Linked DNA regions of Mus musculus: regions 2, 3 and 4 are each linked to region 1. Evidence: chromatin loops called from intact Hi-C (ENCODE). Cell type or tissue: left cerebral cortex. All regions are shown on one strand. Each heading gives the region's core, and the rest is flanking DNA. Links, peaks and the distances in the headings are about the cores only. Region 1 overlaps Ptprj (protein tyrosine phosphatase, receptor type, J). Region 2 holds the start of Ptprj (protein tyrosine phosphatase, receptor type, J). Region 3 holds the start of Fnbp4 (formin binding protein 4). Region 4 holds the start of Gm39870 (a long non-coding RNA gene).

What was found. Peaks named below come from ENCODE experiments on the same cell type or tissue, not always from the same donor. Only the 100,000 strongest peaks of a DNase experiment are listed, where the experiment ranks them.
Region 2: it touches region 1 in a loop (5-fold over the local background); 17 of 42 quality-filtered maps call a loop at or near these places.
Region 3: it touches region 1 in a loop (2.4-fold over the local background); 2 of 42 quality-filtered maps call a loop at or near these places.
Region 4: it touches region 1 in a loop (7-fold over the local background); 23 of 42 quality-filtered maps call a loop at or near these places.

Annotation. Positions count from the first base shown.
Region 1 is chr2:90,471,582-90,479,484 of GRCm38, forward strand. Ptprj (protein tyrosine phosphatase, receptor type, J) reads right to left here. Exons shown (of 24, transcript NM_008982.6): 2 at 3,390-3,408. Among named protein-coding and RNA genes, the nearest start is that of Olfr1274, 75 kb to the left of the region's middle. In left cerebral cortex, for the core only: a CTCF peak has its summit at 3,338 (motif pointing right); DNase peaks (open chromatin) are centred at 1,999, 3,374 and 4,919; H3K4me3 peaks cover 304 bases; H3K27ac peaks cover 1,014 bases.
Region 2 is chr2:90,575,289-90,583,191 of GRCm38, forward strand. It overlaps Ptprj (protein tyrosine phosphatase, receptor type, J), which reads right to left and starts at 5,307. Exons shown (of 24, transcript NM_008982.6): 1 at 4,868-5,307. The coding sequence starts at 4,963. Gm46752 reads left to right here and starts at 5,467. Exons shown (of 3, transcript XR_001783391.2): 1 at 5,467-5,628; 2 at 5,823-6,082. In left cerebral cortex, for the core only: CTCF peaks have their summits at 4,512 and 5,145; DNase peaks (open chromatin) are centred at 2,830, 3,944, 4,267, 4,496 and 3 more places; H3K4me3 peaks cover 3,360 bases; H3K27ac peaks cover 2,859 bases.
Region 3 is chr2:90,741,386-90,749,288 of GRCm38, forward strand. It overlaps Fnbp4 (formin binding protein 4), which reads left to right and starts at 4,173. Exons shown (of 17, transcript NM_018828.3): 1 at 4,173-4,441; 2 at 5,311-5,403. The coding sequence starts at 4,213. It also overlaps the pseudogene Rpl30-ps3. In left cerebral cortex, for the core only: CTCF peaks have their summits at 4,130 and 4,343; a DNase peak (open chromatin) is centred at 4,002; H3K4me3 peaks cover 2,285 bases; H3K27ac peaks cover 1,594 bases.
Region 4 is chr2:90,621,921-90,629,823 of GRCm38, forward strand. Gm39870 (a long non-coding RNA gene) reads left to right here and starts at 2,653. Exons shown (of 3, transcript XR_866517.1): 1 at 2,653-2,730; 2 at 4,320-4,403; 3 at 6,234-6,477. In left cerebral cortex, for the core only: a CTCF peak has its summit at 3,320; DNase peaks (open chromatin) are centred at 2,681 and 3,301.

The sequences.
Region 1 (7,903 bases), core at 1,355-6,354:
AGCTGATACAAGGCAAAATGAGTCTTGCAAAACAGCCCATGAAAATCTATTCTACCCACTGGGTGAGTGACTTGGTTTGAGCCCCTTAAAACCCAATCTTAACTCTAATGTACCATACCAACTTCAAAGGGTTATCATTAAGCCATCATGACAATATAGACAAGATCAGTTCATAAAGACACCTCAATCCTAATCGCCCTGGTCATAAAATTTCATTCAAAATTGTTTCAACTCTCTGAATATCCCTGTACAAGGCCAAGAATGCAAGACTCCAAACCAATGGAAGCCATGTGGTTATTCACTGTAATACCAGCAAGAGAGTGGAACTTGGTTAAGTTCAAGATTGAAGAGCAATGCCCCAGGAACAGTAAAATACAAGGTGAGCCCTTATTCTCGAAGTGCGAGAGAAACCACTGCTGACAGTCTTCTCAGCACGAACTGGATGGTGTGCCTCACCTGGCTTGAAGGAGGTGCGAGTTCATCCAGTTCATAGGAAGGGGAGGAAGGGGAAAGCAAGGAGAAATTGGACACTTTATGATCTGTGAGCCTCCTCAGGCGTGAGCTTCTTCTATAAGTCAACAGGCTCACACAGCACTGGGTGCCACCATTTACAATCAGCCACAACGGTGGTGAGGAGAAAGTGGTAAGAGCTACATCCGAGGAGGCAGTCAGACGAGCAGCACCCTGGAGGGCAATGTCCCAGCTGTGGTACAGGTGCTAAGTGTGCACGTGCCTCGCCTGCAGGAGGACGGCCATGGCATCCCAATAGCAAGAAGAGCTGCTTGGATTTTATTCATAGAGGGGATCTGAGCAGCATGGGGAAACAGACTGCTAGATTTCGACAGTCACAGTACCAAGGATTCTGTCCATCTTTCTATCAACGCAGCATACCACATACACTCGGGTGCGTGTGCTGACCCATGTTTAAATCCCTGGGGTGAGTCTCACTTGACCCACCGAAGAGTCTTCGGGGTGCTGTTGAATCGGGTCCCCGACCTTTCAAGGAGGAACTAACAAAGTCGTTTATTAACATAAACCTCCCTCTTGGAACAGCTTTTTGCCACGTTCTGTATGTTTTGAAATATGTTTTTTCTCAAATGTTTTAATTTCCTTTTCTTTTTTTCTTGCATTATTGATCTGTGAGCCTGTTATATAAGAGCATGTTGCTAGTTTCCAAATGTGTGTAGTTTCCAGAGTTCGCAATAGCTGATTTCTAGGTTTTACTTGACTGTGAGAGATGCTTGCAGTGGCTCCCTGAATTCTTAAACTCGTGAGATGTCCTGTGTATCCTAAAATAGGTCTATTCCAGACAGTGCTCCATCTCCAGTGGAGAAGAATGTGCATTTCCAGCTCCTGGGGAAAATACGTGGATGTGTCTCATAGGTCTCTTTGGTACAGAATGGAACTGGAACTCAGTCAGCACTGTGGGTAGCTGAATCTGGGGTTCACAATTCAGGACACACCCTTCTGAATGTAAAGTAAACACCTTCTCAATTTCCCACCCTACTGCCTGTCACGGGGGTAACTCTATAGCTTTAATCCAGACATCGATTCTGGAGTCTGCACCTAAATCCCACTCCCTGTAAGTTATAGACTAAATGATGTCATCCCCCAAACCCATACATTAAAGTACTCCATATACCAGTACTTCCAAATGTGTGCACACTTGCAAGATAGGGTGTCAAGGGGTTAAGTCCAAATGAGGTCATGAGAGTGGGGGGTCTCTCCCCATAAAGCTGCCATTCATATAAGAAGAGCAGATTAGTATGTAGGCAGGGGCTGGAGGCAGCACCATGATGACACAGCTCTCAGGGCTGAGAGAAAGAACCTCCTGAAGTGTGGGGAGACAGAATGTGGCGTGATCCTGAGGGTCACCCAGCAGACTAACGCAGAGCCCCTCCCGTGGCTCTGGAGTCCTTAGTTCCCAGGGAAAGCCTTCTAGGGTAGCTCTGGAGTTTTGTTCCCTGCCATGAGCATTCAATAACACTCCACCCTCTGAGCTAGACTGCACTAGAGCAGTGAAATTCTGCAGAGCTCCAGCTATTCTCCAACTTATCTACCAGGCTGGCTCACGGGAGAGACAGTGCCTGCCTGTGTGGGCACCCCACTGTCTGTGAAAGTTCTGCATAATTACTGCTATTAACAAAGATTTGCCTTATTAGAGGGGTTCAGCAAGCTCTGCCCTCCTTGGGGAGACCAAGCCAATCATTTTATCTCAATGAGTCCTAGGCTTTGGGTTGTTTTTTGGTTGGTTGGTTTGGTTCGGTTTGGCTTTGCTGGAAAAGAAAAAAAAAGTCCTGAATTTTAGGGGCAAAAAATGCTACCATTTTTTTCCCAAAAATATACCTTTTTTTAAAGTAGTAACTACTATTATCCTCCTACAGAAACAGTAAGGTCTTGATCCCAGAACAGTGCTTTCAGCTGGATGTATTTAGCTATATAAACCATCGTCACCATAATATTAGGCAGGCATCTGTATTTATCTTGTCTTCCTACAGACCAGGAAAAGTACCCAGCTCCAACTGGGACTCAGGCCTCCACACAGCACTGGAGGGCCAAGAGGAAAGGAACTTTGTATAACTTACCTTTCAAAGGATGCCAGAACTTCATATGTATCGGGCAAGTACGCAACCATGAGCTATAGACTCACTCCCAGGCTGACACGCAAAATCAAAAAATATAGGAGGCTATCTCTGCTTTCCAAGAATTTCTATAATCCCACAACACCATATTGTAAGTGTAGTAAAACAGCAACATAAGAAAGTGCTTGCAAAATAATACATATCACATAAAATAGAAATATTCAGTATTACAGTTTCAGTATATTTATCTCACACATGGGTGTGGGCTGGTGAAAGAAAATCACAAGAAATCCAATGATTTTATGAGCTGGTGGTTTAACTATGTCCCCCAGGAAGCCCCCAAACTCCCTAGCTCAAAAGAATCTGCTGACGTAGACTCCCGAGGAACTGGGAATACAGTGCTATATCACCGTCATTCAGTTGAGAAAACAAAGAATTTTTATAGTTGTGGTTAAACAACTAACTGAATGCTCCTTTCACTTACAGTTTCTATCTTCATTGTATTTTGGGGGGGTTGTTATGTTTCTATATGCATTGATGTTCTGCCTGCATGTCTGTGCAAGGATGCCAGACCCTCTGGAACTTGAGTTACAGACAGTTGTGAGCCACCGCTGGGAATCGAACTCAGGTCCCCTGGAAGAGAGGCTAGTGCTCTTAACCACTGAGCCATCTCTCCAACCCCATAAGTGGATTCTTGTTATCTTTTTTTCCTGTGATTTTTTCCCCCCATGTTAGCCATTAATGCAACTGTGTCCACTAGGGGGCAGTAGCAAACAACACAAGAATGGAAAGGAGCAAGGTACTCACCCGCACCTGCGCACAGGACCTGTAACGGAAAAGAAAAGGGAAGTCAGCAGATCCATTCAACCGTGAAAATGCAAATCAGAAGCAGAGCAGTTGGGGGTGGGTATCGAGTGCACGGGAGGCAGACGGCCATGGAGAGGGCGTCCTGGGGCTGTAAATACAGGGAAAGAGCAAGTCAACTATACAAAAGATTAACTGGGTTCACTGAGGCCATGGGGCTGCTGACTACATAAACCCAGTGTTTTTCACAGCTCCGCAAGCCAGTGCTCCCTCCTGCCCCTGGGAGGTGAACTGCCTTACAGAGAATACAAAAGGAAATGCAGGCCACAAGCTCTTCCCTTTAGCCATGTCCAGGGCCAGCCTACTGTTAAAGCCATGGCTGAAGTGCAGTCAATAGGTTTGTAATCTCTCACTATACAATAGTAACCTTCTTTAGTCTATCAGTAGAGGGCAATCAGTTTCTAATTATCTGGTATATAGCTTTGGGAAGGAGCAGAATGTGAGGCCTTACAGATTTAGTTGGCAATGTTAGTCTTTCGTTTGGGAGCCAGGGAGTCCCTTCGGCGGTTCTCACTATCATCCATACCATACATTATTTCCCCAAAGCCTAATGTAATTCAAGGTCGCAAATCCCATTGTCTCTTAAATACATGCTTTTGGTAATTGGAATTTCCAAAGTATGGTGACTGAGAAAAAGAAAATAACCAAAAGAAGGGAAAATGCCCCACAATTCCCTACTGCCCTCAGATTAAAAATCCACCCTTAAGTACCCAGCAGGCTCCTCTAGTCTTGGTGACACTCGTATTCTTGAAGCTGATTTCCCCTTAGGACATTTAAACATATATTCCCTCTTGCAAAATCAGTGCCCCAAAACTTATTTTCTAGGGCCTGCCCAAAAAGGCCACCCCTTCAGAAGTCTCTTCTATAACCAGCCAGGAAAACTAAACCACCCTCACTCCTTCACCACTGTTTCCTCCACAGGAGCAGAAACACTGTGCATACAGTAGGTGCTCAATAAGTGTCACAGAAAAGAACCAATTAGCTGAGATGGAACGGAATCCCCAAGGTCCCCCAAAACTTTCTACCATCTCCTCTCTCAAGCTTAACCTTTCTTAGCTCATCTGAGCCAGGCAATATGTCAACAACACAGTCTAGGATGGACCCAAGGGGAGGGGGAGAACACAAGAGGCCATGCCAGCACAAGGAAGCAAGTGTATTTTGCCCAGTTCAACTACAAAACCATCACTCTTTAGGATGGTGGCTTCTGGCACCTGCCCATAGTACCCGCCTTGGTATCAATACAGCGTTGCCCCTCCTGGAATCCATTCATCTAAGGACCACCTGAAACCATCCTGCCCTCTAGCTGTTTGCCAAAAATGAGGAAAAGAGACAAGTCTAAAAGTAACTCCAGTCAGAGAGCACTATCATAAATATCCCAGTAGGACGCACCCGCAAAGGCCAAGCACGCGTCTAAAGCGCCAATGCCGCAGCTAGCAGCCTCTTTCGTCATCCCAAGAAAGAGGACAGCAGCAGCCACGCCCTCAGAGTCAGGTAAACAGTACTGCCTGCAAAAGCAGAGTATCATCTGTTGGAGTTAAAAAGGAATCACAGCTCGGAGTCCCTGTGCTCAGCATGTTGACGTCAATTCATTCAGAGCACTGACTACCAGGCTCTGTTTAAAATGCTCCCAGACACAAACTCAGTCTTTCAAACGACTCATTAATAAAGAGGTGAATGGCAGGCCTGGATTTGAACCGTGGTACTCAGACTGCAGAGTCCCTGTGTATAACTACCAGCTCTGCCACCTTCTAAGTGGAGAAAATTACTAGTGATTAGTGAAGACTTAAAAGTTAATTATAAAAAATATATCAGCATGTTCCTTTCCCATTAATGATGATGATGATTTTTAAAAACATGGTAAGGGTTCCCCGTGCTCTGAGGCAGACTGGATAGACAAGGCAGGCTGGGTCTCTTTGGAGCTCATGGTGAAGCAATGGCCACTTCAAAGCACATGGTTATCTATCACCTCCTTGCCAACTTCCCTCTCCACCTCTGCGCTCTCGTCCTTGAGTCCTTGGACCTGACTTCCAAATAATGTCAGCCCTTTCCTTGGAAGCCACGGGAACTAAGACTTGGCCTAGCAAAATGGTATCAAGAGTCTGCAAAAGATAGTACAATGAGGTACACGGGGGGGGGGGGGGGGGGGGGGGGGGGATACCATGCTGCTATGGTGGATTTCATGGGGTCTGCCCGTGATGCCTGCAGCTTCACAACATGTTGAAGAGCACCAGGAAGAGGATGAGCAGAACTTGAACCTTGAGCTAAGTCAACCAATACCTCCAGACTCCTTGCCAGGAGAGAGCAACCCTGCTGACCACGCAGCTATCTGCTTTTGCACCTGTTAACGATAACAACTTATGCTAGTTCACAGGACAACGAGGGGTGACTTTCTCTTAACCTGAATCTGCACAGCAGCAATCCTGAAAGGCCAAGGACTCCTCTCCTGGGATCAGCCCAGGTGAACAGAAGGCACAGCCAGGACCTCAGCGTCTTTCACAAACCAGATAAAAAGATGGCTGTAAACAGCACCTGCAAGATACCTGGCTAGAAGGGCACTTCACACATACTTTTAAAAATGACATCAACAGAAAGTCCACCCTTCCAAACAGAAGGATGCGGTAAGCCTGATGCGGGATGACAGGAGACAGGTTCCCAGGCCCAAGAAGAGTACCCCAAGGTTACCGGCAGGAAAGGGAGTCTGGGGACAACTTCCCTGCTGACAGCTGGACATGGTGAGGAGCACAGCTCCTGCTGCTCCCGGAGGAGGAGCTGAGACTTCCCTCCCCCTGGAATCAGTCTCCGTGGCACAGGGAAAACAGTAAGCATTCCTCAGGATTCCTTCCGGGAGTCCAGGAGTCCTCAGCGTGCCCATGCCCAGATGGCTGTGGTGGCAACAAAAATGAGCATCTCCATCCACAGATAAGGTCTGTGCTGCTCGGGTTACACAGCCCAAGATCAGAGACTAGCTGTGTCCAGAGGAGAAAGCCCAGAGAGAGATGCTGCAGACCCGAGACAGGACCAGCGCTTTCCACTCCCCACTTCCCTCTGGGCATAATGAGGTATGCAGAGACAAGCTTGAGGTCTGACCCTTCTCTGAGTCCCCCCACCCCCAGCCTTTCCCTTGTAACCTAGCAGAGCTGTGATACAGAGGACTAGGGAGTTTGACCTGGGGCTTAGGGCTCGAGGGGAACCAGACATCTCGGCCTTTGCACCAGGGAGCTGTTGAAGGCGTTGCAGAAGTGCGATTCACATAGCCAAAAGGGAAAAATGTACCCAATAGCTATACATACCCAATAGCTCTACAAGAGGAAAATCACTAGATCAAAAAGAGGAACGGGGCACTGACTCCTGATACGTGAAAGAATCTCAAAAAGATGGCACTCCGGGAAAGAGGCCGGACACGTGACTGTTCATGTATATAAAATATCCAGAACAGAGACTCCACAGAAGTGAAACATAGGCCGGGGGCCACAGGGGCTGGGGAGAGACAAGGCCTGGTTACAAATGAAGTCTACGTAAACTGGGTTTCTTCATGGGATTCTAAGCGAGAAGAGCTGACAGAGGCGCAGGGTGGATGCACTAAATGCCGCTGAGACACACTTCCAAATGGTTCCTCTGACAATTAAATCTGGTCTTTGCCCAGCCCCTCCCCATCCTGCTCAAGGAGGGAAAGGAATCTTCTGAGGAGGAAAAGAAATGAGGAAGGAGAATAAGAGAAGGAACCCTGAGTTCTTCCTGCTCTACAACCAGGCCGCAGAGACCTCACTGGGAACACGGACCTAAACCTTTCGAAGTCTCCCCAGTCCACATGACAACACCACACACCAAAAGAGACCCTTTAAGTCCTCCTCTTCCCCTCTCTGGTGTGAGTTCCCCATTATCCCAGACTCCCTCAGGCTATAAGCTTTGGAACCCCTAAATGCACCCCTATACACACACCCTTCGTCCTGGATCTCCCATGGTTCTGATCCCCCCACTTCCGTGCTGTGTTCTGTCCTTATAATCTGAGGTCTGAACAGCAGAGGCAGCTGCACCCTGGGCCAGCAAGGCTTGTGGCATTTCAAAACCTCCCAAGACATTATCCATACACATAGAACTAACAAGAGCCAGAACAGGTAGTTATCTGCGGACGTTCGTTTCTGTTCTGTCAGATTATGGCTAAGATTCTATACAGAACCCTGTATTTGGAATTTGGAATACAAAGCAGAACAACGCCTAAAGCAGGGCCTTCCATGAACACTGAAGGTGAATGAGGCCAGATCCTGTCTCCTCATCCATTCACCGGGATGACATATCTATCTCTCTCTCTCTCTCTCTCTCTCCCCCTGTGTGTTAGGACCTTCCTCAATGGGAAAATAAACAGATCTGTCAGATGACTCTTCTTAAGAGTGTGCGGTGTCAGTCAGGAGCCTGACAGATACAGGTGTCACACTCAGCCAGGATAAGTGGGGAAGTGG
Region 2 (7,903 bases), core at 1,583-6,582, 100 kb after region 1:
GAGTGACTGGCTTGTTCTTGTAACTACTGAATGGCAGAGCAAGCCCACACCCAGGCTCTTCCACTTCAGTTTACCCACACAAGGCAGGTGTGCCTTTGTATACATACTCAGGCTTCAAAGAAACAGAAGTAGCCATGAGGGGCCTGAAGGTGTGACATAATTTGGGACACAAAGAATCCAAAATAATTCTCAGGCCTATCAAGGTTCGGGACCCTCAAGCCTATCTCTTGCCACAAAAGCCTGGCATCGATGCTCAGTTACACACTGAAAACCTCGACATCACCAGGACTTCTACAGCACAGAACAGGAAACTGGAGCAACAGAGCAACCTGGCTCTACTTGGGAATCATAAACTGAGAACATGCGCAGCAGCTACCACCAGAACTTCTGAAATGGCCAAATGAGACAGTTCATTAAAAGCCCTAACACAGTGCCCGACACACCTAATGCTACCTATTAATTATAATATTATCGGTGGCATGATGCTAAAAGGGAAATACACAGAAAATTGCATCTTATCCGCCACTCAAAATAATTCCCCTGGCCAAGAAGTGAATGAACTAAGAAGTAATTACTCGTGATGCACTGGCTAAAGCCAGGCCTACAGTCATCCAGAAACTCGGCCCCAGCCTCAAGCATTACTTTTAGGAGCTAAATAACCTCTTTGCTGACCAAAATTGCTCACTCTGGAGCCAGGATTCTCTCTGCTCAGGAAAGCTTGGGTATTCCTGGTCATCTTTGTCCTGGGGCTGAACTTGAAGTTAGCCCAAAGTCACAGACTAACCATAAACCAATTTGCTCTGTTTTCTTAAACTGTCTGCAAACAAAACAGAATGGTTGGGTTTTCCTTTGTTGTTCTGAAGCAAAACAAAAATAAAGTCACTCCTGTGAGAACTTAAAAAGCAGTTATAAGAGGAGCCAAAATATTTAGTGTGTGTACTCTGGTTGAAGCAGGAAAATAATCAGGCTTATAGATTAGCCACAAGACATAAAAATACAAAGTTATCACCCACCAAATGACACAAGACAAAGCAAAAAGGAACACTGTGAGACCAAGTGGCTACCAGTTGTTTTTGTTTTGTCGCTATCATCAGCATCTATTTTAATACAGACTGCTGTCAAGCTGATTAAGGAACCTAACAGGACTATATGTCTCAAGAGAGGAAGGAGAGATCACTTTGCCACACTGCCTAATACATACATAAACCAAAACTAGAGAGTACGAATGCACTCAGAAATGGACCAGTTAAGATAGCACACCCATGAAAGTCCTTGCACTAGGGTCATCTCTGACTGCCCGTCCTGTCTTGGAGAAAGGGAGTGAGATGCTAGTTTCAAAAATGGCTTTTCCGGGCCTACTAAGTACTGATGCTTCCGGCATCTCAGTTTCCAGCTTCCACGCCCTGTCCTCATCGGTGTCCAAACAGAGCTGGGTCTTTTCTGTGACCTTTTTTTCCCTTTCCTTTCTTTCCCTCCCCATTTCTGTTGCTTGTACTATAATAAATAAGAAAGCCTCTTCTGAAAAGAAAAATCAACATTAGGGAAGCCATCAAAGAAGTTCCCTCTTACTTTCTACACACACACACACACACAAATCAAAAATATTTCAAATCTAATTGACTTTTAAAAGATTTATTATTTTTCTTTTATTGATGTGTATGTGTGTCTAACTATGTGACTGTCTGTCACATTTGTATTGGTGCCTGTGGAGATCAAAAGAGAAGGTCAGAGCCCCTGGAGCTGGAGATAATTGTAAGCCTGCTCTAATTGACTCTTAAACTCAATTTGTAAGCAGTTTGGGGCATACAGTAACACAGCACTGTGCTCGAAGAGAAAACACAGCCAAAAAGCCTAGGCCCAGACTGGTAACTCAAGCTCTACTCTTGGCTTTTTTATAATCCTATCTTGCCAAATAACCTCTTCTCTCAAGTCCAATGTCCTCATCTAAGAGGTTTGAAGGGCTGGAGCTGTCTTCAACCACCAGAGCTAGCACCAAGCATGCTGGTGCTCAAATTCAATCCCAAAACTTGAGAGGCAGAGGCAGGCAGATCTCTGTGAGTTCAAGGGCAGCCTGGTTTATATAATGAGTTCTACCAGCCAGGGCTGGCAACATAAAAAAAAAAAAAAAAAAAAAACCCTGTCCAAAAAAAAAAAAAAAGGAGGGGAGCTTATTTTTAAAGGGGGGGGAGGCTGAGGATAAGGGTCTATGTGTTTTCAGTATAATATGTACATGTGTATGGATACACATGCCTGTGCTTGCACTGGGCAGAGGACACAGAATCGTATTCCTTTCAGACAGGGTCTCTTCCTGGGCAGCCAACAAGCCCCAGTGAGTCTCCACACCCCAGAGTATGCCCGTTCCAGGCACACACAACCACACTCCACATCTTACACTGGCCCTAGGGATTTGAACTCAGATCCTCATGTTTGTGTAGCAAGAACTCTTACTCAATGACCCATCCTATCTGCCCCTGACACAGTCTCTGAGTCACTTCAAAAGCGCAGGGCTTCTCTAAAACTGAGAATGTAACTTGGTGGTAGAGCGCATCCCCTACCCTGGGTTCCATCCCCAGCACCAGAGAGAGGGAGAGAGAGAGAGAGAGAGAAGGTGCCGATCCCCTGCAAGAGTCCATATCAAAATGAAACTGCTGAAAAGGATTGTTTTTGGAGATATTTCTTCATGAAACCTTTTATATTTCCTATTTTGTAACAAATACAAAAACAAGAATATGAAGACAGGACTCTCGAGTTTCTACAGAACAAACTAGAGGAAGGAAATAAGCAAACCCAAGGCAGGCGGAGGGTAGCAATGTGCTAAAGAAACACAAGGAAGGATTGGGCAAGAGATAAATTTACCCAAGATACTTTTTGCTGATTCAAAGCACAGCTTGCAACTTCTACTATTGTTGAAACAAAAGTCAGATACATACATATACATATGTATAATCAAATTAAACTAAAGAGAAATGTAGCTCAAATGTTTCTATAATATAAATTTTAGTTCAAGAGAATTTCAAGACCACACCATCCTGTACATGGAACACAAAAGCAAACAGATCTCAATGAGCTTGAAGCCACCCTAGTCTGCATAGCGAATTCTTGGAGAAGGGGAACTTCAAATAAGAAGCAGTTCTTTTTCTTTAACGTCAAAGACTGCTGTGCATGAATTTCCTACAGGGAAAGGATGAAGACAGCCCATCCACAATGTTCCCCAATAAATCCCCAATCCCATCTGAAAAGGCTTTATATGAAAAGTGGTGTACATATATAATATATATTTACAAAATTCTTTCACTCTTCAATGGAAGCCATTCAAACAATTCTACTATGAAATGGTGTGTCCCCTCCCCCATTCCTGCAGATGCTTTTTGCTAAAGATGGAATTGGGGAAAAGGGGCAAAATCAACTCTGGTTCTTCTTCAGACTCAGCTCTTACCCAGTCCAGTAAAGAATTATTTGCTGGGGACAACACCACGAGTCCTGTGCAAATCCTGCTTTAGAAACTATAAGTTACCCTTGCTGACAATTAGTTCAGGCCCAGACTCAGGCTCCCTTCTTCTGCCCGCCTGCTCTGCTGCCCCAGTGCCTATGTTTCCTCTAGAACAATTCATATTCTCATTCTCTCTCTCTCTCTCTCTCTCTCTCTCTCTCTCTCTCTCTCTCTCTCTCTCTCCCTCTCTCCCTCTCTCTCTCCCTCCCTCCCTCCCTCCCTCCCGTGTCTGTGTGTGTGCAAAGCTTTCTCTCAAAGTCAGTTTCCATCCCCAGCCTATGCTTCATTTGTGTCTCACTGTCTGTTTAGAGCTGGTACCTATAAAGCAAGTGAGACTTTCATTAGCAAAAAGCAAGACAAGAGCATCCTCCAGGCCACTTTCAGCTGCAGAGTTCAAGACCACAGCCAGTTCCCAGAAGGCTGTGAGGCAGAACTCGCTTGCTCAGCTCCCGCAGCACCAGCTGGGTGATTCCACTCTTTCACTTCTCTCCCTCAGTTCCCTATCTGCAAAATGGGAATGTCCCCCCAGCTGCCTTGCATCACATCCCCTGCCATGAAAATACCACTGAGAGAAAAGATCCAAAATTCGAGTCCCACCATTATCGGAAAAAAAAAAGTGAAGCAAGGAAAAAAAAAAAAGAAAGAAAAGAAAAGTCTGGAGGGGAGGGGTATAGCTAGCGCCCACAAAGCACGAATGCACACCCAGAAAAGCCAGCACTATCTCAGGAGCGATGATGAGAACAGAGCCAGCAGCCTCAAGGGACGCCTTTGAGCGGCCACCTTGGCAAGGCTGGGAACTTTCCCCCACAAAAAGCGCCCTCGGTTCTGAGTCCGGCGCTTCGCCCACCGCCCAGCGCCAGGGCCTGTCCCCAAGCACCCGGCCACCGCCACTGCCCTTCTGTCCAAGCCCTCGTGCCCCTCCAGGCCGGGTCGTAGGTCGGCCTCGGCTCAGCCAGGCCGTCCCTGCTCCGCATCCACAGCCCTCCGCAAACACGCCCCCTCCGGCCGCTTCGGGCGCGCAAGCAGGGCCCGCGCTGGCCAGACGTGACCAGCTCCGGGAAAGGCCGGGCCACCGCCGCCTGCAGCCCATGCGGGAGCTTCTATGGAAGAGTCAACGGGCACGGCGGGGGACACCCTGGGGACCCCGGAATCCTGCCCTTCCCCTGGCACCCGGGAGCCAGGGAAGGGGCTGAGTGGCGGGAGCAGGAGGCTGGCCAAGATCCCTGCCAGCCTCCTCCAGGAGGAAGGCTCCCAGGACCACGATCTCTCAGACCCTCGCCGGGTGTTCCTGGAACGGGTGACACCCGGGCAGGTGCAGGCGATGCCAATTCGGCCCGCGTCTTCCTACCACACGCCCAGGCCCACTCGAGAGCTTACCTGGCCCTGGCGTAGCAACAGCAGCAGCGGCAGCAGCGCCCAGCGGAGCCCGGGCGAGCGCGGGGGTGTCCGCGTCTCCCGCGCCGCGGGCTTCATGCCCTGCGCGCCCTGGAACGTGCCCGGGACGCGCCCCGCCGTGTGCCCGAAGCCGGGCGCCCTCGTCTCCGTCTCCAGCCGACGCCTCCGCCTCCTTCTCCGCCAGCCGGTCCGCCTAGTCCCCGCTCCGCCCGCCCCGGGCTTCCCCGGGGACATGGCAGCGGCGGCGGCGGCGGCCACACGGCGGAGCCTAGCGCGCCTGGCGCGGAGCGGCCGCGGCCTTAGACTCGCAGGGGCTTCGCGGGGCGGAGCGAGCGGCGCCCACCCTCCGCGCGTGGCTCCCAGCTCCCGGCTCCCGCGGCCCCGGCTGCTCCCTCTGCCTCCTCCGCGCGTCATGCGGCTCCGGCTGCAGGGAGCCGCGCCGAGCGCTCGGCCCCCTCTCTTCCCCTCCCCCTCTGAATATTCATCGCTTCCTCCCGCTCGGGCGGGCCGGCCGCTGCCGTGCTCCGCGGCCCCTCGCCGCCCTCTCGCCGCGGCCCCCGCCCCCAGCGAGCTGGCGGCGGGCGGGGAGTGGGCGGTGGCGAGCCCGGTGCACGCTCTGGCGTCTCCCCTCCCGCGGCCGGAGGAAGCGCCCCCTCCCTGTCCGCCTAGCCCTCCCACATTCCTGGGACTCGGGACCCGGGACGCTGCTCCACTGTTCCAGAGCCACGAGCTAGTATGGATGGGTCAGTAGGGACTCTTCAGCCTGGGACTCCCTCCCTGGCTCTGGCTTGAGCGTGCCTCTTGCCCAGGTCACAGTCGTGCTTGCTTCTAGACCGCAATCTGGTGAAGCCTGGCCCGTGGGTGGGCTTTGGGGGAGGGTGTGGGTGAACCCCCCGAAACTATTGGAAGCACACCATGTATTCTGTTCTCTCCCCAGACGCTGGGCCAGGAAGTCAGAGAGCCTGCACAGAAGCTGGTCCAGTGATTAGAGCCCCAGCTGTGGCATATGGCAAGCCCAGCTGTGCTATATACTAACTGTGTAATCCTGGTTGTGTGACTTGGAGAGAGATGCCTCACCTCTCTTGACCACTCTATGCTCCTGTGTAACAGGAAGATACTACGGGTACCTGTCTACCGAGACTTGCCTGGCGATTAAATGAGATCATGGGTAAAGTCCCAAAGAGGGTGGGACATAAGGTGAGCCCATCTGGCAGCTGTCATCACAAGTCCTGATCTGAAAGGAGTTACAAATTACCACGAATACTGCTACTGTGCCCAGGCTCACGAGAGGAAACCAAAGAGCTCTATCTACTGCACCTAGAAGTAATGACAGACAGTACCAAACCAAGGCATGCTAGGGAGGGAAAGACTGATTCTGACCAAAGGAAGAGGTGACACTTGAGCTGGGCTTTGATGGATGGTTGGGTTTCACCGGGCAGAGAGAGGGGAGCAGTGTGGCAGGAAGTGGGAGCAACTTGGCAAAAAAAAAAAAAAAAAAAAAAAAAAAAATCAGAAGGCAGATTCTTCAACCTTGACCTTCTGAGAAACAGAGAAACAGGAGCGTTCTATTTGGGAAGACCTGAGCAGCCAAGATAGTGAAGTGAATCTAGTCTGGACCCTATGAGAACTGGAATGTAGACCACCAGGTGTCCAGCCTGCTTCTAGGCATCCCTTGGGCCTCAGAGTCCCAGCTTCACGCAGAGAACAGAGGGGAAAGGGGCTGCACCTGTCCTCTGGTATTTTGCATTTGATTAAACACTATCTGGTTATCACAGCCCACAGGAGTTATGTTCCTCCCTGCCTCACTCTTCTTGAGGCAGAAACAGGTGTTTTTTAAAAGCACTCACACCAGCCAGGCATGGTAGCACACAGCTTTAGTCACAGCAATCAGGAGGCAGAAACAGGAGGAGGTAAATTCAAGTCCAGCCTGGTCTACAGAGTGATTTCCAGGACAGCTGGGGTAACATCATAAAGAGACTTCATCTCAAAAAAATTAAAAAATAAAAATAAACAAATAAATAAATAAAGCACCTTCCATGGTGCCCAGAGGAAAGGAGTTATAATGCTAATAGAACTGTACCTGCCCCTGATCCTCACAGACCTTGCACCATCCCAGTTGCCACAGATTCACATCTTGGTTCTGTCAACAGGGGTATGAACTCCTGCATGCCCTTTGATTTCCTACTGGGTAGAATGTATGCCCCCATTTAAGAGGTAGTGACCGTTTAAGAACTAACAGCCTTCTCTGAGAAGGGGTTAATACGTGCATAATAAACAAATCAAGATGAACTGATACTCTGTATGAGAAATGAACCCTGAACAGTGCTAGTTGGAAACTCCTTGTGGGCGGGACCTCATCTCCTCTGCCTACTCTGTGGCATCTTCACGATGCCTAGCATGTTCAGTACATTGTAGGAGCTGGGGCTCTTAAAATGTGTGGTTACCTGATGGGGAACATGGATTCTTTGCAAAGACAGACTAGGGAAGAATCATTCCCTAGGCAAAGGGATACCACAGTCTCTCTTTGCAGTTAGAATGGTGTTATATACTTGTCTTCTGTGAACCATAGCTGCCAATGCTTAATTCTATTTAACCACAGTTTTGAATTTATGGAGTTGTTTTGTTTTATAAAAAGGTCCCAGGTAGCCCAAGCTGACCCCTAACTTCAAATATACCTGAAGAATGACCTCAAACTTCTGATCCTCCTCTCTCTATGCTTAAGTGCCAGGACTGTAAACATGCATCACCACACCCCACTTATGCACTGCTGAGGACTGAGTCCACAGCTCCATGCATGCTAGGCAGGCACCCTAGCAGCTGAGCTAGATCCCCTCTGTCTATTTGACTGCCGTCCTCGTGGAGCTAAGTAAGCTGCCCAAAGACAGGGCCTGTGTCTTGCTCATCATTGCATTCACAGCAAATAGCAGTCATTCCTGTTGTACTTACTTAATTAAACTAAGTGCATGCCTTTGAATAGCAAAATAAGACACTAATTATATACCTAGACAACACACATAC
Region 3 (7,903 bases), core at 1,679-6,678, 270 kb after region 1:
ATTCTTAGCCATCAGGGAAACACAAAAATAACTTTAAGATTCAATTTCACTCCAATTTAGAATGGCTAGCATCAAGAAAACAAATGCCAACAAATGTTAGTGAGAATGGAAAAGGAAAATCTTTACTCACTCTTGATAGAAGTACAACCATATGCAGTCACTGCCAACGTTTCTCAAAGAGTTAAAAATAGAAGTGGGATGGGTAAGTGGGTAAAAAATCCTCACCCTAGACCTGAATTTGGAAGGAAAGAAAAGACTCCTGAAAGTTGTTCTCTGATCTCCACACTTGTACCATGACACATGTACCTCTCCCCAACAATCAATCAATCAATTTTTCTATTAATAGGGCTAGTGAGATGATTCAAATGACAGTGCCTGCTATCAAGCCTAATGATTTTCAGTCATGTACCATATGTGAAAAAGAGAACCAACTTCGACAAGTTGTTCCCTGACCTCCATACATGCTGTGGCATGCATGTCTATGCACACACACATACATGTAATTTTTAAAAGAAAGAAATAGGCTCTCCAGGCAATGGTGGCACATGCCTTTAATCCCAGCACTTGGGAGGCAGAGGCAGGAGGATTTCTGAGTTCGAGGCCAGCCTGGTCTACAGAGTGAGTTCCAGGACAGCCAGGGCTACACAGAGAAACCTGTCTCGAAAAACCAAAAAAAAAAAAAAAAAAAAAAAAAAAAAGGCTCTTACTGCGTATTGCAGGCTGACCCTGAACTCCAAGGATGCACTTGCCTCTGACTCTGGATGTAGTACATTTTTATTTAAAAAAAAAAAAAAAAGAATTCCACTACATACTTACCATATTTTACTGCCACTCTTCCCAAGAAATAAATCCGAAACTTGCTAACAATTTCAAAATAGTTAATATCCTTTTCATCTATTATTTTTCTATATTAGGAGCACAACTCTCAGAATACCTTAATAATCCAGATTCTTCATCCATTAGTAAGAAAACAATCTAATTTATTTCAAGTTTGTGTATGTTCATTCATTCATCTAGTCAAGTTCTTGTATTTTAAGATATTTGCTGAATGTTTCTCATGTTTCAGAAAGTATGTTTGCTAGAAACAGTAAACAAATGAATTAAAAAAATCAAGTCAAGCCGGGCGTGGTGGTGCACGCCTTTAATCCCAGCACTTGGGAGGCAGAGGCAGGCAGAGTTCTGAGGCCAGCATGGTCTACAGAGTGAGTTCCAGGACAGCCAAGGCTACACAGAGAAACCCTGTCTCGAAAAAAAATAAATAAATCAAGTCACTATTCTTGTGGATTTTTCACTTAACAACCATTAGCAGGTGAACCCAAAATTGAGCTATTTACCCTGTAAGGTTATGAGAATCAGATACAAACCTGCATTTAAAGTTATTAGTCATTAATACATAGCAACACAGCAAATAACAAATATTAGATATTTTTAGTGTGCTTGGTTAGTGTGCAACCAACCTCTGTGTCTATAAAAAAAAATATTCTACCAGTTATTTCTTGCACTTAGAGAGGGAGCTGGGTGTCCATACCACTGTCAAGTACCAAGAGGGCTTGACAGTGAAGAGCAAGGATGCTCAGGAAGGTCTTGTCTGTACTGGGCCCTGGGGGAACGATTTTGTCATGTGATACAGTAGTTATTGCAACTAAAGGATGGACTTAAGATGAGAGGAATGGATGGGAAGTTGAATCAAAGGCCATCTTCAGAAAGGACAAAGGTCTAAGTATTGATGGAGGGGCCACGATTCTCTGTTCACATGACTCAAGTTACTTTTATTGACCTGAAAACATCTACTTATACAGATCAAAAATTTTGTAGGCTTCCTATTACACCTGCGGGAATACCATGATTCATGTAGATCTATGGTGAATGCCATAAGCCTCCCGGACTCAGTCTACTGAGTGTATTCTGTGCTACTACAAAATCTGTATCCATGCCCATTTAGCCCCTGCCATCCCAGGATCCATTTTTTTCTTTTTTAGCTTTCCAAGTAAGCTGCTGTATCTCTCCTGTGATGTCTGGCCTACAAAGAAGGAGCTCTTCAGTGATGCCGGGGTTTTGAAAATCTAGTGTATTTTGCAAAATTCTGATGACGGTATGGTTTCTCAACTCTCCCAGTGTACATAGGTTTTACTTATTTTTATTTTGTGTGTACATCTTTCAAATGCACATATGTATGTACACCATAAGCATAGTTGGTGCCAGAGGCCCGAACAGGGCTACAGATCTCCTGGCACAGGAGTTACAGTTGTGAATCACCATGTGGGTACTGGGAACTGAAGGTCCTCAGAGCAATCTCTCTAACCCCAGATATTTTTGTTTTGAGACTGGGTCTCACTATGTAGCCCTAACTCTAGTGGAACTCGGAGATCCACTTGCCTGGCCTATTATTCTTGCTCTTTTTTTTTTTTTTCTCCTCGAGACAGGGTTTCTCTGTATAGCCCTGGCTGTCCTGGAATTCACTTTGTAGACCAGGCTGTCCTGGAACTCAGAAATCCGCCTGCCTCTGCCTCCCAAGTGCTGGGAATAAAGGCATGTGCCACCACTGCCTGGCTTGTTGTTTGTTTTTTGAGACAGGGTTTCTTTTTTGTTTTTTGTTTTTTTGGTTTTTCGAGACAGGGTTTCTCTGTGTAGCCCTGACTGTCCTAGAACTCACTCTATAGACCAGGTTGGCCTCGAACTCAGAAATCCTCCTGCCTCTTATACTCCCTCTTTAACATCCATTCTCATACATCTTCCCCAGATTTCTCCTTGTATTATTATTATTTTATTAATTTATTGTTATTATTGTTATCTTTGAGACAAGATCTCACTTTGTAAGCTCTGGTAATATGCATACCTGGCTAGACTCACTTGAAATCTTCCTACCTCTGTCTCCACTGAAATTATAGACATGAACCATGACAACTACTTCCAGTGTTATTAGAACACTTCAGTAGCTCTCCAGGAGTACAGTGCACCATCTTTAGGCATTATTTCTCATCTTCTGGCCTGCTGTCATTAGTCTAGAAGCAATCAGGGATGGGTGGAAGGAGTGGGTCCTGGAGAAAATCAGCATTATCTTGCGTGGTAACTATCTCTGGGGAGAACATTAATGACTCAGGATGTCACCTGACTCTAGGAATGGGGAACAAGGAAGACTCAAAATGTAAAGAGCTCAGCCTCAAGGTGGAGGAGTTGGAGGTAGGGCAAAAAAGTAGTGTTTACAGAAGTAGGATGAGGTAAGGCTTCGGTATCCCATATGAACAGTTTGACTGTTTCCAAGGTCCAGTCATTTTCCCTACTAATCACGTCGTATTTCGTTTTAAAGAGCCTACTGGGGCTGGAGAAATGGCTCAGCGGTTAAGAGCACTGACTGCTCTTCCAAAGGTCCTGAGTTCAAATCCGAGCAACTACATGGTGGCTCACAACCATCTGTAATGAGATCTGATACCCTCTTGTGTATCACAGCTACAGTTTACTTACATTTAATAAATAAATAAACCTTTGGGTTGGGGCGAGCGGGGCTGGAGCAAGAAAGTGGGGAGAGAGCCTACCGTAAACCCATCACTTGGGAAGCAGAGGCAGGCGGATTTCTGAGTTCCAGGCCAGCCTGGTCTACAAAGTGAGTTCCAGGACAACCAGGGCTACACAGAGAAACCCTGTCTCGAAAATCAAAAACAAAACCAAAACAAAACAGAAAAAGCCTACCGATGTATAAACACCCAGCATCATCATTGTTTAATACTATACCCCAAAGAAGCTACAATAACCAAGAGAACTTGCAGAAGGGTGCAATGTATCTTTATCTTCCTCAAAGACAAACAGCAATAAGCAGCTGAAAATAGCTACAAGATGGCGGACAAAGCCCTAAAGAAAAGACTTGGCTAACAGCGCATGGTGCAACCCCAGTCTAAGGAAGTCGCACACACCGCGGGCCCTTCCGCACTATTGGCGCGAAGTCCTGTCTTTTCCCTTTGCTATTGGCTACCGAGTCCGTCTCAAGTCAAAACAGCCAATCGCCTTTTCCCTGAACAAAGCCCACCCACCATGGATGGAGCGGAACGTGCGTAAAAGCACCGGGGCGCAGGCCGCATGCGCAAGTGCACCGCGCCGGTTAAAAGCGGATCTCCTCGGGAGGCGGTGCCACGGTTCATGAATATTGATTACGCACCGGGGCGCTGTGCGCCCGCCCCACTAATCTGCCGTCGTTCGCTGCTCGCGCTCCGGCTCATGATGGGGAAGAAGTCCCGGGCGGTACCCGGCCGCAGGCCTATCCTGCAGCTCTCTCCACCGGGTCCTCGGAGCAGCACCCCGGGCCGGGATCCCGACCCCGATCCGGATCCCGAGGCAGATTCGACTGCGGCGGCGACAAGCCAGTCAGCGCCGGCAGCAGCGACGGCGGCGGCCGCGACGTCGCCCGCGGTGCCTGCCTCCGCTGCCCCAGAGGACTCGCCTTCAGAAGGTAAGGGCGCGCGAGAGGAGCCCTGCTTTTATTTGGGACGTCTGAAACTCGAGCACGGGGCTTGCGGCCTAGGTTCCCGGGTGTCTCTTCGGACCCGGTGAAGAAGAGAAACCCTGGCGGGCGAGGTACACCTCGGCTGCCAGCGATCTGGGGCCCGCGGGACGGCGGTCGGGGACTCTGGGAGGCGGAAGGCCGGGCCCGGACTCATCTGAGGCGCCTTTGCGGTGCAGGGGTTTCTCCCCGGAACCTGTGCCGTCCACCGAGGCTTGGGACCCCAAATGTCTCCTAGATGACTCCCTTCGATCTTAATAACGCAGAAGGTGGAGGGCAATTTCCACGTGCGAGCCTTGAGGCGGTTGAACCTGGCCTTCTCTACTTGTCACGCTTGGTTTCGTTTTTGTTGAAATGGAGACACCACTCTTTAGAAGTGAACAAACCCATATTTTTTTCTTATGCTAGACAAAGCATCGGTAACCCCAGACTTAAGGGAAAGTGACAAAACCTGTGTGTGGGCTTTTCTGGAATTGTGTTTGGGTTTAGGGTAACAATTGCATGGAGTAGATGCCGGAGAAGCTATACTGTATCAAACATTAAGAATCAGATTAATAGGATGTACATAACGTGTGGAAACGTGCAGAAGTATTTATGCATGTTAATTGTTAAGTATTGCAGGTGCCATTTTCATAGTGTTCACGTTCTTACTGTCGCTACCACTAAATGAATGGAAGGGTAGATCAGCTTGTTTTTTGTCTTCTTAGTTTGCATCAGTGATACACGCTGGTTTTATAAGTTGATTCAGGCTGAAGGTCAAGCTTTGGACCCTGGCCCACTGACTGACTGCAGCTTCCTTTTGTGCATTCCAAATACAGATGAACAAGAAGTGGTGGTGGAGGTCCCCAACGTTGTTCAGAACCCTCCAACACCAGTCATGACCACCAGACCGACAGCCGTCAAGGCAACAGGTAGAGATTTTTGTTGTTGTTTTTGCCTTTCCCTTAAAATATCTTTTATTAAGTTGAAAGATAAAAGTGTGCAGCTGGGTTGTTGGATGGTTAAATGTTGCTAATTTATTATTTCTCATAAAAAGTCGTTGAAGCTTTTCTAGGATTGGGGTTGCATATCAGTGGTGAGATGCAAAACTCTGGGTTCCACTCTTGGCTTACAAAAATGGATTAACAAAAAATAAATAAATCTTTCCTGAGGGCTTGCTGTGTATAAACTTTTAAGTAACATGAAAGTTTATTTATGGCTGCAGACACACATTCGTGCTTCTAAGGCTGGGCCACATAACTTGTTTATCTATTTTTTGAGAGTGTCTCAAGTGAACCCAAACTTTTTTTGGGGGGGGGGGGCAGTTCGAGACAGGGTTTCTGTGTATATCCCTGACTGTCCTGGAACTTTGTAGACCAGGCCGGCCTTGAACTCAGAAATTCGCTTGCCTCTGCCTCCCAAGTGCTGGGATTAAAGGCGTGGGCCACCACGCCCGGTGTGAACCCGAACTTTTAACTGTTCAGGTAGATGGACTGCACAGACACCTCTTCTCCTCCAGTCCACTTGTCTTGACCACTCCACTTCACCCCCAGCGCTGGTTACAGATGAGTGTGCTTCATACTCTGCCAAAACATGGCTATGAGGGCTCCGAATGCAAGTCCTTAAGCATTTTACAAAGGGAGTCATCTCCCTGCCGGCTTTTTGGTCCTTTTGTGTTTTGTTTGTTTGTTTGTTTGTTTGTTTGTTGTTTTTTCAAAAGGAGCTCTGGCAAAGTTTTATTAAAGGAAAACTTTCTTGTTTACTTCTCACCAGTCTGTTCTGGCATGCTTCTAATAATATCAGAATCACCTGGGTCAATGATAGCCAGTGTGCATACTCTGTAGTATTTTCCCCGCGCTATGCCCAGTTCAATATTATTGCCACTGTAGTGATGGACCCCAGTTTTAGCCAACATGGCATAGTACTCTATTTCAGATTTCCTCAAAGCTGGACAGTTGTTGGCAAGGATAACCAACTTGGCTTTGCCTTGTTTGATCATCTTCAGAGTCTGTCTGTAGCCCAGCACATACTTCCCACTTTTCATAACAAGTTGGAGCCTAGAGTTGATCGACTCCAGAGACTTTTTCATCTTCTTTGCAGCCACCATCTTCCTGCCTTACGTGCGGGACAACCCCCAACCAACACCAGCCGCCAAGATGGCGGGGGGGGGGGGGGGGCGGGAGGGCGAGAAAGGCTGTTTGTTTGTTTTTGAGATTTATTTATTTATGCATACAGTGTTCTGCCTGCATGTGTCCTGCAGAAGAGGGCACCAGATCTCATTACTGATGGTTGTGAGCTACCATGTGGTTGCTGAATTTGAACTCAGGACCTCCGGAATTGTTCTTTTCCTCCAGTGACTCATGGTCCAGGCTGGCCTAGAACCTTTTATTTAGCTGAGGTTGGCCTTTAACTATTAATAACTCCTGCCTTTGCTGCCCAAGTCCTGTGACTGTGATTACAGGTGTGCTCCACTACATCCAGCTCATTTCCCACACTGCCTGGTTGGTACCAATCAAATAAACTGACCAATCCTCTTATGCACCCCTGACCCCATACAGTTACCCAGTCCACTCTGCTGAAGTGTTTGCAGCAGTGATTATTTTGGCAACCCTGAGTTCAAGTCACCACTCTGACTTTTACTCTGAGACTTCAAAACAATTATTGGGCTGAAACTTACTCATCTATAAATGCATCTACTATAGTCCTGAGTTGCTTGGGGATTAAATTTTATATATTTTAAATTTTACATATTAGAGAATTTTCACATTGGAAAAGCAAGAACTTTTTTCTGCATTTTATATATATTGAAGATTAAAGGTTTTAAAGACTGATTTTCTTTTGATATTTTCTGTTTTGGTTTTTTTTTTTAAAGATATTCTTCTGAATCACAATGTTGTGATTTTTAAGACTTATTCTGTATACAGTGTTCTGCCTCCATGCCAGAGGAGAGCACCAGACTCATTAAAGATAGTTATGAGTCATCATGTGGTTGCTGGGAATTGAACTCAGGGCCTCTGGACGAGCAGTCAGTGCTTTTAACACTGACTCCAGTCCCAATTATTTTTATTTGTAGATGTGTGTTTGTCTGAGTGTGTTCTGTGTGTGGAAGCCTGAGGAGGCCAAAAGAGGACGTTAGATCCCATGAAGCTGGAGATGCAGGTGGCTGAGCTCCCCAAAATTATAGTAATTTTACTCCTAAAGTATTTGTTTTGAGACTTTTCCCTTTGGTAACCCTATCTGGCCTCAAGCAGAGTTCTGCCTGTCTTTGCCTCCCAAGCGCTAGGATTAACAGCCACGATGTCCAGTCCAGTTATATTTGTCTTCATGCACTTTAGCTCATGGAACTTTCTGTTTGAGGAATAATCATTACTTGCTTTGTTTTTACTTAGGAAATGTGTTTCACCTGTTTGATTGGCTTAGGTGTGTGGGATG
Region 4 (7,903 bases), core at 1,349-6,348, 150 kb after region 1:
GGGACAGAGCTGGGGTGGGGTATAGACAGAAGTGTAGGGGACAGAGCTGGGGTGGGGTATAGACAGAAGTGTAGGGGACAGAGCTGGGGTGGGGTATAGACAGAAGTGTAGGGGACAGAGCTGGGGTGGGATATAGACAGAAGTGTAGGGGACAGAGCTGGGGTGGGGTATAGACAGAAGTGAAGGGGACAGAGCTGGGGTGGGGTATAGACAGAAGTGTAGGGGACAGAGCTGGGGTGGGGTATAGACAGAAGTGTAGGGGACAGAGCTGGGGTGGGGTATAGACAGAAGTGTAGGGGACAGAGCTGGGGTGGGGTATAGACAGAAGTGTAGGGGACAGAGCTGGGGTGGGGTATAGACAGAAGTGAAGGGGACAGAGCTGGGGTGGGGTATAGACAGAAGTGTAGGGGACAGAGCTGGGGTGGGGTATAGACAGAAGTGAAGGGGACAGAGCTGGGGTGGGGTATAGACAGAAGTGTAGGGGACAGAGCTGGGGTGGGGTATAGACAGAAGTGTAGGGGACAGAGCTGGGGTGGGGTATAGACAGAAGTGTAGGGGACAGAGCTGGGGTGGGGTATAGACAGAAGTGAAGGGGACAGAGCTGGGGTGGGGTATAGACAAAAGTATAGGGGCCAGAGCTGGGGTGGGGTATAGACAGAAGTGAAGGGGACAGAACTGGGGTAGGGTATAGACAGAAGTGTAGGGACAGAGCTGGGGTGGGGTATAGACAGAAGTGAAGGGGACAGAGCTGGGGTGGGGTATAGACAGAAGTGTAGGGGACAGAGCTGGGGTGGGGTATAGACAGAAGTGTAGGGGACAGAGCTGGGGTGGGGTATAGACAGAAGTGTAGGGGACAGAGCTGGGTGGGGTATAGACAGAAGTGTAGGGGACAGAGCTGGGGTGGGTATAGACAGAAGTGTAGGGGACAGAGCTGGGGTGGGGTATAGACAGAAGTGTAGGGACAAAGCTGGGGTGGGGTATAGACAGAAGTGTAGGGGCCAGAGCTGGGGTGGGGTATAGACAGAAGTGTAGGGGACAGAGCTGGGGTGGGATATAGACAGAAGTGTAGGGGACAGAGCTGGGGTGGGGTATAGACAGAAGTGTAGGGGACAGAGCTGGGGTGGGGTATAGACAGAAGTGTAGGGGACAGAGCTGGGGTGGGGTATAGACAGAAGTGAAGGGGACAGAGCTGGGGTGGGGTATAGACAGAAGTGAAGGGGACAGAGCTGGGGTGGGGTATAGACAGAAGTGTAGGGGACAGAGCTGGGGTGGGGTATAGACAGAAGTGTAGGGGACAGAGCTGGGGTGGGGTATAGACAGAAGTGTAGGGGACAGAGCTGGGGTGGGGTATAGACAGAAGTGAAGGGGACAGAGCTGGGGTGGGGTATAGACAGAAGTGTAGGGGACAGAGCTGGGGTGGGGTATAGACAGAAGTGTAGGGGACAGAGCTGGGGTGGGGTATAGACAGAAGTGTAGGGGACAGAGCTGGGGTGGGGTATAGACAGAAGTGTAGGGGACAGAGCTGGGGTGGGGTATAGACAGAAGTGAAGGGGCCAGAGCTGGGGTGGGGTATAGACAGAAGTGAAGGGGACAGAGCTGGGGTGGGGTATAGACAGAAGTGAAGGGGACAGAGCTGGGGTGGGGTATAGACAGAAGTGTAGGGGCCAGAGCTGGGGTGGGGTATAGACAGAAGTGTAGGGACAGAGCTGGGGTGGGGTATAGACAGAAGTGAAGGGGACAGAGCTGGGGTGGGGTATAGACAAAAGTATAGGGGCCAGAGCTGGGGTGGGGTATAGACAGAAGTGAAGGGGACAGAACTGGGGTAGGGTATAGACAGAAGTGTAGGGACAGAGCTGGGGTGGGGTATAGACAGAAGTGAAGGGGACAGAGCTGGGGTGGGGTATAGACAAAAGTATAGGGGCCAGAGCTGGGGTGGGGTATAGACAGAAGTGAAGGGGACAGAGCTGGAGTGGGGTATAGACAGAAGTGTAGGGGACAGAGCTGGGGTGGGGTATAGACAGAAGTGAAGGGGACAGAGCTGGGGTGCAGTCTAGGTACACAGAGTGGAAGGGATCCTCTGTGTTTCTGGTGGATGCTCTAACATAGAAACTAGCTTCTGGATTCAATAGGGGGGTCTAGGATAATTGCATGAAGAGAAATCAAGACTTCCATGTGCTCTTCTATGAGCTTTCCTGCCCTGTCTCCCTCTTCATTTTCTCTCCATATTAGCTTTCTCATTGTCTTAAATCTATCTTCTTACTTTGTTCTTTTTTTTTTTTTTTTTACATTTGATGTGTGTGTGTATGTGTGTGTGTGTGTGTGTGTGTGTGTGTGTGTGTGTGTGTGCATGCACACAGGCATGCACATGTATGCATGTACATGTGTGCATGCACCCGCGCACACAATGCCATAGTGTAAGCATGGAGGGAAAGTATAACTTGTGGGAGCTGACTCTCTCCCTCTATCATGTGTGTCCCAGGGATGGAACTCGGGGTTGTCAGGCTTGGCAGCAAGCAGCTTTTACCCCCTGAGCCATCTCCCTGGCCCAGCTTTCCAGATTTCATGGGCCTCTTAACTGCCTGGCTGCACCTTGCTCCCTCCTTCCTTCCTCCCAGAGTCCCAACAACCTTCCTTCCCCGGGCTTCTGGTTCCTTGCCAGCAAGCGTGTGCAGCAGGAGAGTCTCAGTTCCCTGGCACTCTGATGGCTGTGTTCTGCCTCCCCTTTATATGGTGAGTTCTTTCAGAGTAAACGCCCAGGCAGAACTGTGGCATGGAATGCCAAGTTAGCTGTAGGAAGAGCCAGGATTTCTTTTCTTTCTTTCTTTCTTTCTTTCTTTCTTTCTTTCTTTCTTTCTTTCTTTCTTCCTTCCTTCCTTCCTTCCTTCCTTCCTTTCTTTCTTTCCTTCTTTCTTTCTTTTTTTTGTTTGATTTTTGGTTTATTATGACACCCAACAAGGTCCTGAGTTACTGGATCTCAACTCAGAATTCAAAATGGGTGTAGGCAAATGATTAAAAGGGTCTTGCACTCAAAGCATTTAGTACGGGTTAGGAACCTAGGGAAACCTTGGAGAAACGCCAGCTATGCTCTCAAGGTCTAGAGGAGGAGGATGCTTGTTACTGTGGCTTTGAGCGACATGTTTCCTTCTCTGCATCTCAGTGGGCTCATTTGTAAAATGAGTTGTGGATACAGTTCAGTTGTGAGACTCTCAACCCCCCCCCCCCGCCCCCATCCTACTGGTCAACACCTCAGAATCCACATTAAGCACAGGAGCTGTGGCTTAGGCTTTGCAATGTTACAGCGCCCTCTATCGAGTGCTGGACCAGTGTTTGTTATAGCCTTAAATCATGTTTGTGAAAACAGTAACAACCCAGCACTGTGAGCTAGTTTGACAGAGCAAATGAGGAAAAAACAAATGATCAACGTGTCTTATTTTTATATTTAAAATTTGTGCCTATCCTATTCATTTGGGGACATTTTAAAGTTTGTGGGTTTTAATTTACTTTAACACAATTGCAGACTTAAAACTGAAAAAAAAAATGAGAATTACAGTAAGTTCTTCACCCAGACTCCCCAACTTGTAACAGTTACTGGTTGGTTTATCATGTTCCCTCTTTCCTCCCTCCCCACACCTTCCTTTTCTGCTACACACACTCCAAATACATTTGTTCTGAGTCATTCAAGAGTAAATTATATTATCTACTTTATTGATAGTGAGACCACATTATTATTCAATTGTGAAACTTTATCCAAATTTCTCAAATTTTCTCCATAATCCCTTTGCAGCAGAAGAAAACCTTATATTAAATCTGGTGTTTTTCTTTGTCTTTTGAGCTATTAGGTTGTTGTTGTTGCTGCTGCTGCTGCTGCTGCTGTTGCTACTACTGTTGTCCTATAGAAGTGAAATGAGGGATTTTGCAGATTGTTGCTCCGTTTCAGTTTATTGGATGTTTTCCTAATGACTATAATCAGGCTGTACATTTTTGGCAGTCATACCACAAAAGTTTAGTTGTTTTCGAATTAACAAAACAGCATGTGTTTACCCCCAAAAAAGTACACTAACGATATAGAAAATTATTATATGTGTGTGTTTATGTATGTAAATAAACATCTTGAGACGTTTTTAAGGCAGGCAATAGTCTCACTCCTAGGACTTTTTATTAAGGTAAAGTGTTGCTTGATTCTCAGGGGGAGAGCATATGTATACACTTATGTATATGTGCATTGGGTGTGTGTTCACCTGTGTCTGTCTGCGTGTGGAAGCCAGAGGCCAACACTGGATGTCTTCCTCTATTGTTCTTCTCCTTATTTTCTGAGACAGGGTCTCACTGAAGCTGGAGCTAACCAACTTAGCCAGAGTGGATGGCCAAGGAGCTCGGGGATTTGCCTGGCCTCATCTCCCCAGGTAAGAAATACACGTTTCACCAGGCAGTGGTGGCTCATGCCTGTAATCCCAGCACTTGGGAGGCAGAGGCAGGTGGATTTCTGAGTTCGAGGCCAGCCTGGTCTACAGAGTGAGTTCCAGGACAGCCAGGACTGCACAGAGAAACCCTGTCTTGAAAACCAAAAAAAAAAAAAAAAAAAAAAAAAAAAAAAAAAAAAAAATTACACCTTTCTGTCCAGCTTTTTAGGTGGATGCTGGATATCCAGACGGGTTCAAATGCTTGCATCCACTGAGCTAAGATGCATATGCAGTCCTCAGCCCCGTGCCATTCCGTAATAGAAGAGAAACGAAGCAGTGTGGGTTTCCCTGTCAATATTCATCTACTGAGGCTGCTCTTTGCTCTAGCCAGAAGCAGGGAGGCAGGAAAGGAGCCCTTGTGTTATTTGATTCTGATCTTCAATGGATCTAAATCACTGACTTCTAATTTGCGTTTCTTAAAAATAAAAATAAAAATAAAAATAAAAATAAAAATAAAAATAAAAATAAATGGATGTGTGTGTGCCAAGTGTGTGCCTAGTGCCCTCCAAGGTCAGAAGAGGACAGCAGGCCCCCTGGATCTGGAATTAAAGACAATTTGTGAGTGTTCGTGACTGGGAACTGAACCCAGGTCTACTAGATCAGCCGATGATCTTATCCTCTGTACCATCTCTCCAGCCCTCGCCGTGCCCTCCTCTAAAAAGAATCTTCCACAAGATACTGAGTGCCTTAAACTTTTAAGACAGACTTAATCAGAAGAGGGAGGATTTTCAGCAAGAGAAGCACATGCATAAAATCTCAGGGGCTATCTCTGGTAGGCTACAACTTTGTTCTGAGTGCTAAGAAGTGATGTGGAAAGAGTGGAATAGTGTTAAAGGAAAAGCCTGCCCAGGCCAACTGGAACCCAAGATTCTCAGCCCTTTGCATCTCTAGGAACTGGAACTGCAGGCTACCAGATAAGCCAGAGAGCAATACTCAGTCAAAAGTCAGAGAGCTATTAGACAATATATGCTAGGGAAAATTCCACAGTGTCTAGAAAAAGACTCAAACATTGAGGGGTAACCCTGTGGGAGATGGTTATTTTTTTCCCACATTTTAATTTTTACATTTACCTTTAGAGAACTAAAGGCATTTCTTGCATAAGTTCTTTCTTTTCCATATAGCCCAGGCTGGACTTAAATCTTAGGTAGTGGAGGCTGTCCTTGAATTTCAAATCCTTCTGCCACTACCTCCTAGCTATGTTATCATTCTTCCATAGGTCTCTCTCTCTCTCAGGAAGAGTGCTCTGAGTTTGAGGCCAGCCTCAGCTACAGAGTAAGATGCTATTTGGGTAGAAATGGGCTGATTTAGACAAGCTCTAAAGAATAAAGAACTTCTCTGGGAGGAACAACAATATGAACTAACCAGTGTACACACACACACACCAAGAGCTCGTGTCTAGCTGCATATGTAGCCGAAGATGGCCTAGTTGGCCATCATTGGGAAGAGAGGCCCCTTGGTCTTGCAAACTTTATATGCCCCAGTACAGGGGAACGTCAGGGCCAAGAAGTGGGAGTGGGTGGGTAGGGGAGCAGGGCAGGGGGAGAGTACAGGGAACTTTCGGGATAGCATTTGAAATGTAAATAAAGAAAATATCTAATAAAAAATTAAACATAAAAAAAAGTTAAGCTTGGGGCTAAAGAGATAGCTCAGTGGTTCAGAGCCTCTTGCAGGGGACCCAGGTTGGGTTCTCAGCACCCATGTGGTGGTTAACAACTATCTGCAACTCCAATTCTGGGGACTCTGACATCCTCTTCTGACCTCTGCTGTCACCAGACATGCAGGTGAATACATATATGAAGACAAAAGCCAGAGCAGTGCTGGAGAGCTCACTGTGGTGGTGTGGCTAAGCAAGAGCCTGCAAGCTGACCAGCTCAGCTCCCACCCAGGCTCAGATCCAGGACTCTGAGTTGGCCTACCCCAAAATCTATATCATCTGCGAATGGTTGGGACATGCGAAAAGGCCAGTCCTGCTGCAGGATCTCCATGACACCGGGCAACAACAGGATAACCGAGAGGAGTCCTGGTGAGGATTCAATATTGATGGAGTCACAGAAGCCAGAGACCTTGAACCAGACCAATGACTCATTGCAATGAACATGTGCAAGTGAAGATGTGTGGACAGAGGGGTAGACTGTGGGACACACTGTGACGTACTGCAGCTTCCCCAATGAGATGTTTTCTATGCTTTGTTTGCTTGTGTGTGTGTGTGTGTGTGTGTGTGTTTATTTTGGGGGAAGGTTGCAAAAGTAAAAGGCAGATATGAGGAGGTGGGGAGATGAGTAAGACTGGGGTGCATGGTGTGAAACTCACAAAGAATCCATAAAAGGTTAAAAAATAAAAAATTTTAAAAACAAATCTTTTAAATATGTATCTCTATTTACTGCACTTATTTTAAAACACTTTCCTTGAATTATAATTGTATAATTACATATCGCTAATCCACATAATCTGATTACTTTGAACATTAGTTATGCAAACACCATTTTACAAAATATTTTAAAAATGACTGACTTGGGGGGCTGAGCCATCCCTCTAGCCTCAGAGCTCAAAACATTAGACAATATAAGAATGGTATACACAGGGAAGTTGTTGATAACCATGACAGTTCCAGGCACAGGGCCAGTCACTTCTTTTTGCTCTCTGCCATCGTTCTTGTAACATCCCATGAGGTAGTACGTGGATTATCCCAAGTTTATGAATGGTAAAACTGAGGCTTGAAGAATTTTGCCCAAGGTTGCCATAGGAAGTGAATAAACACAGTTAATGGAGTCTAAGTCCATGCATCATGCTCCCTTACCTCTAATTAAAGGGACAGGACAGACAGACAGACAGACCCATAGCTTGTTACATTGGGTATTATCTATGCTGTCGTCCTCTCAGGCCTACCTTAGCCATTGAGGACACAGCAGTGACCCCAGCTACGTCTCTACAGTAAAGAAGTAAGCCAATAATAAAAAAATAAAAAATAAAAAAAGAAGAAGTAAGCCAATAAATTTTATATACATATACATAAATATATATATGTGTGTGTGTGTATACATACATACATACATACATACATACATACATACATACATGACTCTACCAGGAAGTTAGAGAGCAGGGTGTCTGTAATGGACAAGGGCAGCATTTAGAGGTTCCTTGAGGTGTGGCATAGGAAGGCCTGTCTGAGGAATGACATCTGGGCAGATAGCTGAATAGTGACAAGAAACCAATTGTAGGGCAGATAGTAACCTCCACAGAGAAATCACCCCAAGTCAAGCAGAGCTTGGTGAACCAACAGACCAGAGAGGCTAGGTGGCAGCTGGGAGGCAGAAGAAAGCATCGAGGGTGTGGACAGAGCCAGCCAGCTGTCCCTGCCTTAGCCTCAGGAATAGCTCTGCTGACTGCAGTGTGGGAAAGAAATGAAAACCTAGAAGGCCACCCAGGCAGCTCCCGGCCAA